3 separate regions of the Homo sapiens genome follow, and regions 1 and 3 are each linked to region 2. The links are chromatin contacts, found by Hi-C or POLR2A ChIA-PET in ENCODE. All regions are on one chromosome and are shown on one strand. Each heading gives the region's core, a stretch centred on a gene start or an enhancer-like site at or near the end of the contact. The rest is flanking DNA. Distances are from core to core; before and after follow the strand shown. Region 1 has its middle 24 kb from the start of RD3. Region 2 holds the start of KCNH1 (potassium voltage-gated channel subfamily H member 1). Region 3 has its middle 22 kb from the start of RD3.

Evidence for each region. Hi-C counts contacts between places; a loop is a spot of excess contacts on that map. ChIA-PET counts read pairs that join two places held with the same protein, here RNA polymerase II (POLR2A). Pooled maps may share reads with other maps.
Region 1: a map of HCT116 shows a loop between it and region 2 (26-fold over the local background). The contact joins the enhancer-like site here to the promoter of KCNH1 in region 2. A Hi-C loop is called at or near these places in 11 of 168 maps with a recorded cell type or tissue (CD4-positive, alpha-beta memory T cell, Calu3, HCT116 and 8 more), 22 of 37 single-sample maps with no recorded cell type and 21 of 50 pooled maps. POLR2A ChIA-PET finds 5 or more read pairs at or near these places in 1 of 52 experiments (CD4-positive, alpha-beta T cell).
Region 3: a loop to region 2 is called in a map of MCF 10A, with 3 times the contacts of the local background. The contact joins the enhancer-like site here to the promoter of KCNH1 in region 2. A Hi-C loop is called at or near these places in 5 of 168 maps with a recorded cell type or tissue (CD4-positive, alpha-beta memory T cell, Calu3, K562 and 2 more) and 9 of 50 pooled maps. POLR2A ChIA-PET finds 5 or more read pairs at or near these places in 1 of 52 experiments (MCF 10A).

Annotation. Positions count from the first base shown.
Region 1 is chr1:211,513,941-211,517,641 of GRCh38, reverse strand. No RefSeq gene overlaps it. Among named protein-coding and RNA genes, the nearest start is that of RD3, 24 kb to the right of the region's middle. RefSeq lists silencers at 1,955-2,314, 3,327-3,416. Within about 2 kb of position 2,246, at least 13 of the 41 ENCODE cell types and tissues checked have a DNase peak (open chromatin) inside an H3K27ac peak, as active enhancers do; they include HCT116, where a contact is called at or near this core.
Region 2 is chr1:211,132,157-211,136,068 of GRCh38, reverse strand. It overlaps KCNH1 (potassium voltage-gated channel subfamily H member 1), which reads left to right and starts at 1,921. Exons shown (of 11, transcript NM_172362.3): 1 at 1,921-2,202. The coding sequence starts at 2,124. KCNH1-IT1 (KCNH1 intronic transcript 1) reads left to right here and starts at 2,695. Exons shown (of 2, transcript NR_046784.1): 1 at 2,695-2,881; 2 at 3,043-3,790. RefSeq lists silencers at 1,740-2,019, 2,514-2,704.
Region 3 is chr1:211,468,399-211,472,263 of GRCh38, reverse strand. No RefSeq gene overlaps it. Among named protein-coding and RNA genes, the nearest start is that of RD3, 22 kb to the left of the region's middle. Within about 2 kb of position 2,048, at least 2 of the 41 ENCODE cell types and tissues checked have a DNase peak (open chromatin) inside an H3K27ac peak, as active enhancers do.

The sequences.
Region 1 (3,701 bases), core at 997-3,496, 380 kb before region 2:
TCCATCCAGGTCCCAGAAGGTGATGAGGTGGTGGAGAGTGATACTTGGAACCCATCTCAGTAAAAATCGTAATAATTTTTAAAAGAGAGAAAGAAGAGTGAGGCTGGTTCCTGCTGTACCCTGGAAGTGGTTTTTTCCAGGCGCCTCTTTTTCCAAATTATCAGTTTGAGGCTGAGAGGGCAGGTAAGGGAGAAAGTGACAGTGAGCTAGGCATGGGGAAGTGGCAGCAGGTTGAAGCAGGATCCTGAGAAGACAGCACGGAGGGGCCCTGAGCTGGCTGGGCAGGTGTGGGGCTAGGAAGCCACACCCAGCTCAGTAATTCCCAGGGAGCTTCTGGGAGAACCTGGGCTCAACAGGGAGATCACAGGGCCTGCTGAGGCCATATGGGTGAGGCCTCGCCCTTCTTCCTGCTTCCTCCACCATGCAGTTCCTGCCTCTCCTCCCCCTTCACCTTGCATCCCTCCTCCTCTGCAGCAGCCCTCCTGCTCACACAGTTTAAGAAAGGCTGGTGCTAAGCCTGTGTGCACCACAGGTGGCGTCATGGGCAGGGTCTTTCATGATTTTTCTGCTGCCACTGAGAAGACGGATCATCATCTTTCAGGCAAGTTTGTAATAAACATTTAACGAATGAATGGGTTAGTGATGAACATTCGTTATCTAATTTGAACCCTTTACCAACCCTTTGAGGTAGTCCACACAGTTCCTATTAGTGCTGTTTACAGCTGGGGAAACTGAGACTCAGAGAAATTATGTGTCATCACGTAGGTATGCAGTGACCAGCTGGACTCAGAACCCATGACCCTAGTTCTTGCACTAATGTCCACTGCCTGTCTCTTTCACCCACCTGCACCCTCACAGCTACTCCTTGGGGTTCAGAGGGGGATGACTGGGGCGGGAATAGCAAGGACACAGGCATCATGGGGGCAGATTTGACCACACTGGCTCTGGGCTGTCAAGACAGCCAATCTGGGCTGCTGTCTCTGGCTGCTGTTATGGCTTCATTCCCGGGGCCACTCCACTTAATACAGGGACAGTACTTCAGGTCCGTCTGCCCAGTGCAGTCACATCAGGAGCACCACGGCAGCCGAAGTGAAACCTGGCCAGTCATAGGCAATAACCTTTGACCTGCTGGCAGGTGGGTGTTAGGTTAAATGTTAAGTGACCGGCCGGTCACGGTGGCTCATGCCTGTAATCCCAGCATTTTGGGAGGCTGAGGAGGGCGGATCACCTGAGGTCGGGAGTTCAAGACCAGCCTGACCAACATGGAGAAACCCCATCTATACAAAAAATACGAAATTAGCCAGGCGTGGTGGTGCATGCCTGTAATCCCAGCCACTGGGGAGGCTGAGGCAGGAGAATCGCTGGAACCCGGGAGGCGGAGGCTGCGGTGAGCCGAGATAGCGCCGTTGCACTCCAGCCTGGGCAACAAGAGCGAAACTCCGTCTTTAAAAAAAATTGTTAAGTGACCTCAACTATGTGGCCATGGGGAATTAGAGAGAGTAGAATAGAATCCCCTGTGGGTTGCAAGTGGGAGATGCTGGGATTTTTGAGCATCTTTACTGGTGATCCCTACGGCTGAATTAGGAGAGCTCTCCTGGCACCCGGGAAAGCTTTAACCTCTGGAGTGGCCTTCACAGGAGACAGCCTCAGGATGCTGGGAGAGCCCCTGACCCTCCACAACCTACTACCAATTCCTGCGCGCCGTTCCTTGGGCATGAGGTCCTGAACCTGGTGGAGGAAGGGTAGCAATGCCTTCCATTGTATTGGTTACATGCTTCTTACAGTCAATTAATTGGTTCGATCTTTTCCAGACAGTGCCGGGCTAGAGGCTGACCTTCCCCACTCCCGACCTTGGCTTCTTGAATAACCTCACAGGCCACGGGGCATGCGGGGTGCGCGTGCGTGGCTGGGCCGGCGTAGTCAGCCGGGCGGGAAGGTTTACGGCTTTGGGGAGGCGCCGCCTTGCCGCCCTGACACCGCCCCGCCAGGCCAGCCCGCCGCTCGGTGGCCCCGCCGGCTTCCCGCGGTCGGGACGGGCGCCCCCTGCTGATTGTGGGCGGCGGCGCACCGAGGAGCGGCCCCTGGGAAGCCCAAGACCTCGCCGCGGCTCGAACCCCGCGACCCTCGGCCCGGAGGGAGGTCCTGGCTGCGGGGAGCTGCCCAGACCGCGGTGACTCAGCTAGGTGGCACCGGGAGAGCTGAAGCGGGCGCCCCGCTGGGCCTGGCCACAGGACGGTTAATGATTAATGTTCCATACCGGGTGGAGACGTCGAAGGGGAGGGAGGCCCAGGGGCGCGTCTTGGCCCTGGCTGTGCCTGCAGGAAGCAGAGGCCCAGACGGGGAGAGACTCAGGCCTGGGCTGAGGCGGCTGGGGGCAGGGGAAGGAGCAAGCCGTGAACTCTCTCCTCTTCCCACCCCGCACGCCGCCCCCGTTCTCGATGCCCTTCTCCCCTGCCCCGGGAGCCTCCAGGCGCCGCGCTCCTCCTCCCTGCCTTACCAAATGCCCATCCGTGCCCGCCTCGGTGCCAGGCACTGCAGGCCGCTTTCATATAAATGACTGATTGCCTCTTGCCCATTTTACAGATAAACGCAGAAAGCTCAGGTGATGTGCCCATGGGCTCTCAGCTCACAGGCAGAGTGGGGATTCGAACCCAGCCCCGGACACAGACCAGGTGTCCTTCTACTACCCCACCCATTGCTGCCCAACTCCAGAGACACCTACACCCCAATCTACCAACTTAACCACCTGGGCAGAGGAAATAAGAGGCGGTACTGCCCCCGCCTACAGGGATCGCAGCTCCATTCTCTGCCCTCATAACTCATTACCCTAATTTTAGTCAATCAGAAAATCGTGTCAGGGCTGGACGTCAAGCTACCAGGGATAATGGTTCCTGTTGTAAAATGCTCCTTTGAGCTGAAAGCAATCGTGAAGTGAGGCGCCCGGTTCAAGGAGTCAGCCTCCCGACTTGAGAAGCCAACTGTGGTGGTGCCACGAGGCTGCGATTCACAGGCTCCGGTGGAAAGACCAGGGAAGAAACTTATTTACAAAAATGAGAATAAAAAATATTCTGGGCCGGGTGCGATGAGCCATGCTTATAATTCCAGCGCTCTGGGAGGCCAAGGCGAGAGGATCACTTGAGCCCAGGAGTTGGAGGCTACAGCGAGCAGAGCACCACTGTACTCCAGCCTGGACAACAGAGATATTGTCTCTAACAAAAAGGGAGGTGGGGGGAGGAAATAGTATTCTAACACGAAGCTGCAGGTTCTGCACAACAAGTTTAGGTTTTCCTGTTCTCTCTAGGGTAAATGAGGCATGCAGGCGCCTGCACCCTCCGGGCAAGGACAAGGCGTGTGAGAGTCTCTGGGTCTGCCCCAGCGACGCCGTCGGGCCTCTGGGCGGTGCAGCCTGGTCCGGCATCATCCTGGACGCGCGGGTAATCAGGGCTGAGGGAGCCCAAGGTACATTCTGTCCCTCACCACAAGATGTCGCCGCTGCTAATGGTTAGAGGGCTCTCAGCAAGACCAACTCCCAACCCCAGACTCTGAGTCAGAAACTCTGGGGTTGGGGCCCAGCAATTCGTGTTTTTCACAGGCCCTCCAGGGGATTCTGAAACATGCTCAAATTTGAGAACCACTGGTAAAAGTCATCCTGCAGGTCTCACTGCCTCTGACGTCTACCCCTTCTGCTAGGTGGTCAGGGC
Region 2 (3,912 bases), core at 672-3,171:
ATTTCTTCAAGTGTGCCACCAAAAATTGTAGTATTCAAAAAGGTGCCAATACACACACACATACACACACACACAGAGTCCATGTTGAGATCCATTTCAGTAGTACATTTAAAATGGAAGACATCTTATTTCTTTTTCTCATCAGGTTGCCCACCAAGGCTTTAACATCTCTGATCTCAAACTAATATCATCTGTTTCCTTTTTTATCTAAGCCACAGAACATGAGAGCTCATTAAAACCTTAGAAATTTTATTAACTCTCTATGATAGTTTTCCCCTCCACATTATTTTCTTTATCTTCCTTTCACAAGCAGGATTATGAGGTTTCTTGATGGGTTTTTAATATTGTCATGAAAAATCTTCCCTTGGCATGTTTGTGCGATAACACAACTTTAAAAACCTTATTTAAATGAACTTATTCAAATGAAGTGGATAGGCACCAAACTGGCTCAGCTCAGCACCAAATACATTTCAGAATCAAGTTCTCTTCAACCAGTGTTATCTCATTTGTAATAGAACAAAGAACCACTAGACGGAGCTAGGGTTTAAGAAATCACTGTTCTAGACTAGGTAACAGGCGATGGGTAGAAGGCTATCTTAAGGAAAAAGTGTATCATTACTTGCATTTCAAATCCTATGACAGTCTTATCCAACTCTCTGCTAACAGCAATCTGTTTACTTTGTCTCTACACAAGACGAGATAAAGGGTGATATTCGTAATGGCCCAATTTATTTAGTCACTCCAATAATGACGTCTGACCTTGGCACAGCACTTTACAATTTAAGGTGCTGTCCCCATACATAATTCTTGCTTGATCTTCACAGCAACTCTGAGAGATTTCTGGGCAAGAATTAGTTCTTCTGTTTTTGAAATTAATTAACTGAGACAGGATGTCTTTGCAATACATTAGGATATGTCAGGATGGCTAACCCAGACAATTAATTTTCAGGGTTAGTTTTTTTTTCTCTTACATTTTTGTGTTGACTGTTGACTCAGTCTGAAACTAGTAAACTCTCCATTCATTTCTCCTGTGGGACATAGGCTTAGTCTCCCACCGCACCGACTGGGGATACATAGTAAAAAGGCAGGTACAGACTATGTGTGGGTCGAAATCCCCCAAAATAAGTGAACAAACGACCGTTGTCTTAGCCCCTGTCCAGAAACCTTGGGTGTATGTGGTTCTTCCGTATACCAGGGGTCAGCTGTAAAAACTAACTGTATCCTCTGCACTACAGACTACCCTTCAAGCCAAAGCCACGGTTGCTTAATTAATGCTGCCCCTCTCCTGAGCATTCGCCCTTAGAGACAAGTCCACCCCTTTGATGTTTGTCAGGCAGTTTGATACTGATCATACCAAACATCAGGAGCCTGCATTTGTGTCTACGGTAAAAACAACCCAAGACAACTCTTCTGAAGCTGAATCTGCCAGTCACTCTAAATCTGCACTATTGCAATACGACTTCATTAATTACTGCTCAAACACTGGCCTAGAATCAAGGTGGGGCAACTTTCACTAGTCAGGCTAACCTTACAGGAAGGCAAGAAGGTGTTCCCAGAGCCTCACAGGTCCCGGGGGCCCCGGCCTGAAACAGAGCAAAGGAAGAGAGTTACATCAGCACGCTCCCCTAAGACTTGTTGGGGGTGAATCCGCCCTGAAAGCTGCTCACAATGCCCTCCTCTCCACCCAGCCCATGGCACATCCTGAACACATTTCCCGGCTGAACCCAGAGGGTGGCGCTGCCGTCCCAGCCTTGGTCCACGGCCGCCCGCCACTTCCCTGCCTCTGCGGGAGCCCCCCAGCTTGGTCTCCCGCAGGCCGGCGGTGGGGCACGAGCCCGGTAGGGGGCGCCGCCGGCCCAGGCGCCGCTGCTCCCTCCGCCCACCCGGAGGCGGCTGCCGCTAGCCGAGGCCGGCGCGAGTGCACTGCGAGGCGGGCCGCAGGGAGGGAGGCGCGAAGAGGGCGCGAGGGTAGCAGCCAGAGGGAGCCGCCAGCCCTGCCTGCGGATCCCCGCCGGGCGCATGGGGCGCTTCGAGCCGGGACTGCGTGCGGGCCCCGAGGCCAGTTTCCTGCTGTCGTAAGAAGCCGCGCCAGGACGCCCGCCGGACCCCGAGCTGCTGGGAGGATGACCATGGCTGGGGGCAGGAGGGGACTAGTGGCCCCTCAAAACACGTTTCTGGAGAATATTGTTCGGCGGTCCAATGGTAAGAGGTGCATTCGGATTTCGATTACCCGGGCGTTTTATCCGTGCCTTTATTGCAGAACCTCTCGCCGCTCGGAGCCAGCAGATGCAGCAGAACCCGCGAGCTCTGCTAAGGAGCCGCGGCGCGGGCACCCAGGGCAGCCTCCCCGAGGCAGAGAAAGGTGGGCAGGGCGGGGCGGGGTCTGATGGGTCCCCATCCTAACAGGAGAGCTCTTCTGGGGACGCCTTTTGGGCCTTTCTAGCGCCCTCTCGGTCTTATCTCCAAGGATGCGTGACAGCTGCTGAGCAAAGTACTGGGAAAAGTGATGGAAAGCTGGCTGCAGCCGGAGCGGCAGCGCGCGCCCCATCGGCACTGCCCACCCTTCCGCGAAGGCTCTGGGGCTCCCGGGCTGCTCCCAGAGGCGCCGCCTCTCCCCAGGGAGAGCCAGCAGTAGAGACGGGCAACTCCAGGTCCCCGCTGCCTCAGAATGGGAGGATCCGGCTGCCTCCACCTTCCATCCCTGCAACTGAAAAGTCCGAGGTGTCGGGACGTGCTCTCGGCGGCCTGATTCCACCCCTTCACCCACCCACCACTTTCTAGGTGAAGTTAAGGCTCACCTTCGAAGTGAGGGGCAGATGGTTTTCCTGGCGTCAGGTGGGAAGTGGAGGGCACAGGTGCAGAGCGAACTAAATGGTCACAGGTACAAACCTGTTATATTTCCCCTCTTCCAAACCCACAACGGTTTTATGCCACCCTTAAGTGTTGCTCACCTATAAATTCCCAATCTCACCAAACCTATAAATAGATCCATTACCCAATAAACTGACAATCAGCACTCATCTGTTTCCTTGTGGCATTAAGATCGACGGTAGCATGAAGCCTTGAGAGGCGAGAGTCCTAGGAGCGGGGATGGAAAGGAAGAATTCCAAACGCCTTTCGGACTTAACAGAGGAGAGACCCCAACTAAGCACTTGCAGAGCGACTAGGAGTCCTGGCAGTTGGAAGGCGCAGCGCACGAGTTCATCAAATGGCTATATTGAAAGATAGCCAAGCATAAGATGCTCTTTGCAGACTCCTAGAGCCCCCACCCCACCCCTTCCAGAAACAGATGACATTCTTCTACCAGGGAGACATGAGGAGCTAACTTAGGAAATGGGTTTTAATAATGTGTAAATATCACGATTTCAGAGTCTAAGGAGCTTCTGTGTAAAATGATGAGCTTCTGTTTGGATTTAGTTAGGGATTCAGGGGAAGGGCATGAAAAGTGACTTATGCTACTAATAAACACTCTTTAATTAAACAGTGATTTAAGTTTATCTTATAATGAAACACATCAACTAGCATAGCAAATAATCACGTATTATTTAAGTACTTTCTTAGAAATGATCATTTCTTTATTGTGTGCCTCTTAAGAGTGTTTCTGGTCAGTCACCTTTCCTTTCAAGGTCTTCCTTATTCAAACTAAGGTGGCTTTTAGGTCAAGGTCACAGTCATTACCTGGGGATGCAAGGGGATGATAATTGCTATGTGAACAGCCACAATGAACTGTTTTGCCATAAAAAAGCTGGAGTTGTTCATTTATTTTTAAATAAAATAAGAGTTACTGTGCTATTATTGCTATTTTTATTGGACTATTAAGGGGTATGGAGACAATCTTGCAAATTTGGTTATCCCATTGTCAGTGACACCAACTTTCTCATAAATATCAATGACAATTCTATTTTTCAGTAA
Region 3 (3,865 bases), core at 799-3,298, 340 kb before region 2:
AAAATGACTGTTGTAATATCATCTCAGTTCTTCCAAAGACCTTAAAATTACCTTTAATCTCATATCAAGGTAATTCGCAGAAGCTTCCATCCTACTTTTATTCTTGCTTCAAAGACGACAAATAAGGTTCCAACTGAAGGTCTCATGGGTGGGAAAATGAGAAAGTTTTTTTGTCTAACTGTCCGTGGCCATATCAACCTTCTGCCCAGGTGTAGATATATACAGGAAGAAATGACAGTCACTCATTGTCCCTACTGTGAAGTCAGCTCACTATTATTGCTTTCTGAGAAACTTTTCGTTTTGTTTTTTTTGTTTTTTCTCTGCCACTCCATCTTATCTTAAAAAGTTTCCTGTTTTTGTTGTTGTTTGGTTGGTTGGTTGGCTTGGTTTTTTAACCCATGAGCAGATTTTGCTCTTACTCAGGGGAACAAAAGGAATTTAACGGTCTAGATAAAATTGTTTGAATTTTGAGGCTATTGAACATTCTGGATTATAGTTCTGGTGAAATTATTCTGCCACTTACATCTTTGCAAATCATTCACTCTCTTGAGGCTCCTGTTCCTTATCTATTAGAGAAGCATAGATACCTTTCTACTGCCCAGGCTTGTGGTGAGGTTTAAATAAGATCAAATGCTTTCCCAACTATAAAAGAACTTTCAAGTTTAAGATCTTACAGTTGTCTGTGACAGTCTTCTCTTCAATTAGTATGGGTAACTGAAAGTCGATTGAACACACTGAAGAGCACTTTTCACCTTCCTTCCTCTGGAGTGTCCAGACCTGGCTCTTTAATCATTGCCCTTGAGCCCAATTTCCCTCATCTTTTAGATCTGTGGTTCTCAAGCTTGGCTGCACATTAGATTATCTGGCACCCAGGCCACATCTCAGGCCAGTTAAATCAGAAACTTGGGATGGGACTCAGGCATCAGTTTTTCTAAAGTTTTCTAGGTGGTTCCATTGTGCAGCCAAGGCTGAAAACTATGGTTTTAGATTATTCTTTCTGGGGAAATCAGGAAATTCTCTGTTGGCACAACTGAATCTATTTAACTCTAACACATGCACAAATGATTTCATTTCAATAGATTAATGCGCTTTGGACCTATTACAATGGTTATGTGATCTTATGTTAGAGATAGATGGTTGCAAAGTAGTTTATCACATAGATGTTTATCAGCTGTGATCGATGTTTATCATCTCCTTAGCAGCATTCAGGAAATGCTTGAAGATGAGATGTATCTTTTTTTTTTTTTTAGACAGAGTCTCGCTCTGTTGCCCAGCCTGGAGTGGAGTGCAGTGGCACGATCTTGGCTCATTGCAACCTCTTCCTTCCAGTTTAAGCAATTCTCCTGACTCAGCCTCCCAAATAGCTGGGGTTGCAGGCTATTTTCATATTTTTTTTTTTACAAATAAAATACCACCATGCCCAGCTAATTTTTGTATTTTTAGTAGAAACAGGGTTTCACCATATTGGCCAGGCTGGTCTCGAACTCCTGACCTCAGGTGATCTACCCACCTCAGTCTTCCAAAATGCTGGGATTACAGGTGTGAGCCACCATGCCTGGCCAAAATGTATCTTGTCAAGAGTGCTGCAAATACCATTTTATAGCAACTAGAAAATGGAGAGGGTGATAAGATCTGAGCTTTTTTTATAAACCTGCAAGAATACAATTACATAGGATGAAAATTATCTGGTGTCTGTTATGGACACTATTCATAAGGGGTGAGAGAGAGAGAAGAAGAGAGAGAGAGAAAATGAGAAAGTTGTAATCCAGCAGGTAGAAATAGCTGTCTGGGAGTGGGTTGTAGGGAACTCTTTCCTGCTTCTTGTGCCAAGTGGTAGAACTGGGAGGGAGGCAGCTGGAGCTAGTAAAGGTGAGTGGGAGGGTGCAGGTGCTGCCCTTGTCCTCAGAACAGGTAAAAGTGACATGTTTGACCGTTGGGCTTAAAGCCATCTTCAGATGCGAGCCGGTCCTGGGAATCAAGTTTGTTCTTATTTGCAGAGGTCCCGTGAAGGCCCCCTGGTGGTCACGGGCGGCTCAGCCAGAGAGTCCATTGTGCTGGCTGTGGGATCCCCATGGATCAGCGCCTGTACCGGAGCAGAGTGCGCTCTGAGTGCACCATTCTTCTCCAGCCGGAAGCAGCCTCCCTTTGCAGGTTTGCCCAGGATAGCCTTTGGCAGGACAAGAGACTTGCGCCGTCACATCCTCTCTCAGCTGCAGACATGGAGCACCTGCTGTGACATCTACAAACAGTGTGACCTTGGCACAGCTACTTAACTTTGCTGAGTCTCAGTTTTCTCATTTGAGTAACAATATTTGCACGACACTGTGGTTGTGGAAATTAACTGATATCAAGGCATATAAAGCTCCTGGAACCAGAAGGGTGTTCAAAGGCTTCTTGCTGTGTTATGTGTGTGCTCTTATTTTCCACTTGCTCACTTGCCTCTGGGTCCTCAGTGACCTGTCCCCATGGTGTAGCCTCTGTTTCCTGAGGCTTAGCTTGGATGCCTCCCACCTACCACCACATCACATTGCTTTCCTTCAGTTCATTTTCTCATTTGACCTCCACACTAACTCTGGGAGGTAGATGAGAAAGCAACATCCTTTCCAGTGTAGCCAGGAGCTAAGCAATTTGCCCACCATCAAACAGGAAATCACTGGCAAGAGTAGCAAGAAAATGACCCACCATTTTGGGACACTTACTATGTGAGTAAGGCACATGCTGAGCATGGTGCGTGCATTATCTCATTTTATCCTCACAAACAACATGGTGAGGCAGGTATTTTTATCTCCATTTTACAGGTACAGAAGCAGAGGTTTAGATGGCTGACTTTTCAAAGTTGTAAAGAGAGTAGCAGGCATAGCCAGAATTTAAACCCATTTCTCATCAGCTGTAGAGGCCTCTCTGCCTCTCTGGCAGTAACTTGAACTTAGTTCTCTTGATTCCTAGAAAACTGCTTCTTTTGCAACATGATGCTGCTCTAGGAACAACTTAGCAAATCCACAGCTACCAAAAGCACAGTGTTTGATTTCTCTTCTCTTTTCCTGGAGACGTTTTTACTTAGGATAACTTACTGCCTAATGCTGAATAGCCAAAAATGTATGCCTCTCAGGACTCAGAATTTTGATGGCCACAATCAGTTGGTCCCCAGAAAAATATCAATCCCCGCTTTGTTCTCACAGGAGAGCTCCAAAAGAGAAGTATAATTCATTTTTTCTTCCTCTTTTCTATTTTCTTAGGTGTCATTCTCTGTTATTCTGTTGGCTGTCATTTTTGTCTTTTGTGGACCAGTTGATATAGACAAACCACCACTAACAACCCAGACAGCCTGAGAATGGATAATACATGTGGCTTGACTGCCTCCTGAGATATTTCAGGTCCATTTACCCTGAATGACTAACACGTCTAAGAAAGAACACACACTTCTTTAGCTGAGGATGCTACCCTAACTTGACCCACATAGGAAGCAGATGTTTCCTCCCGGCCATTTGCCCACTCCATGTGACTTGGGCTTTTCACACATGGTGGCTGGGTTCTGAAGGACAGAGAGTGTGCCAAGAACAAACGGTCCAGGCAGAAGCTACAGGCTTGTTAAAAGCTGGCTATGGATGTTTTAAGACATCATTTTTGCTTTGTCCTATTAATCAAGCAAGTCACTATAGTCAGCCTACTTTTTTGGGAGGGGAATCAGACTCCAGCAGGGAATTGGGGTAGCTGATCCCTCAGCAATATTGTTTTTTTTCTCTCTTTGCTAGTTTGGTAGGATAAAAATGTTATTTTAATTACATTTATTTCATTACAAGAAAGATTGAACATGAAAAGGGACATGTACTGGCAATTTGCATTATCATGTGAATTACCTAGTCAA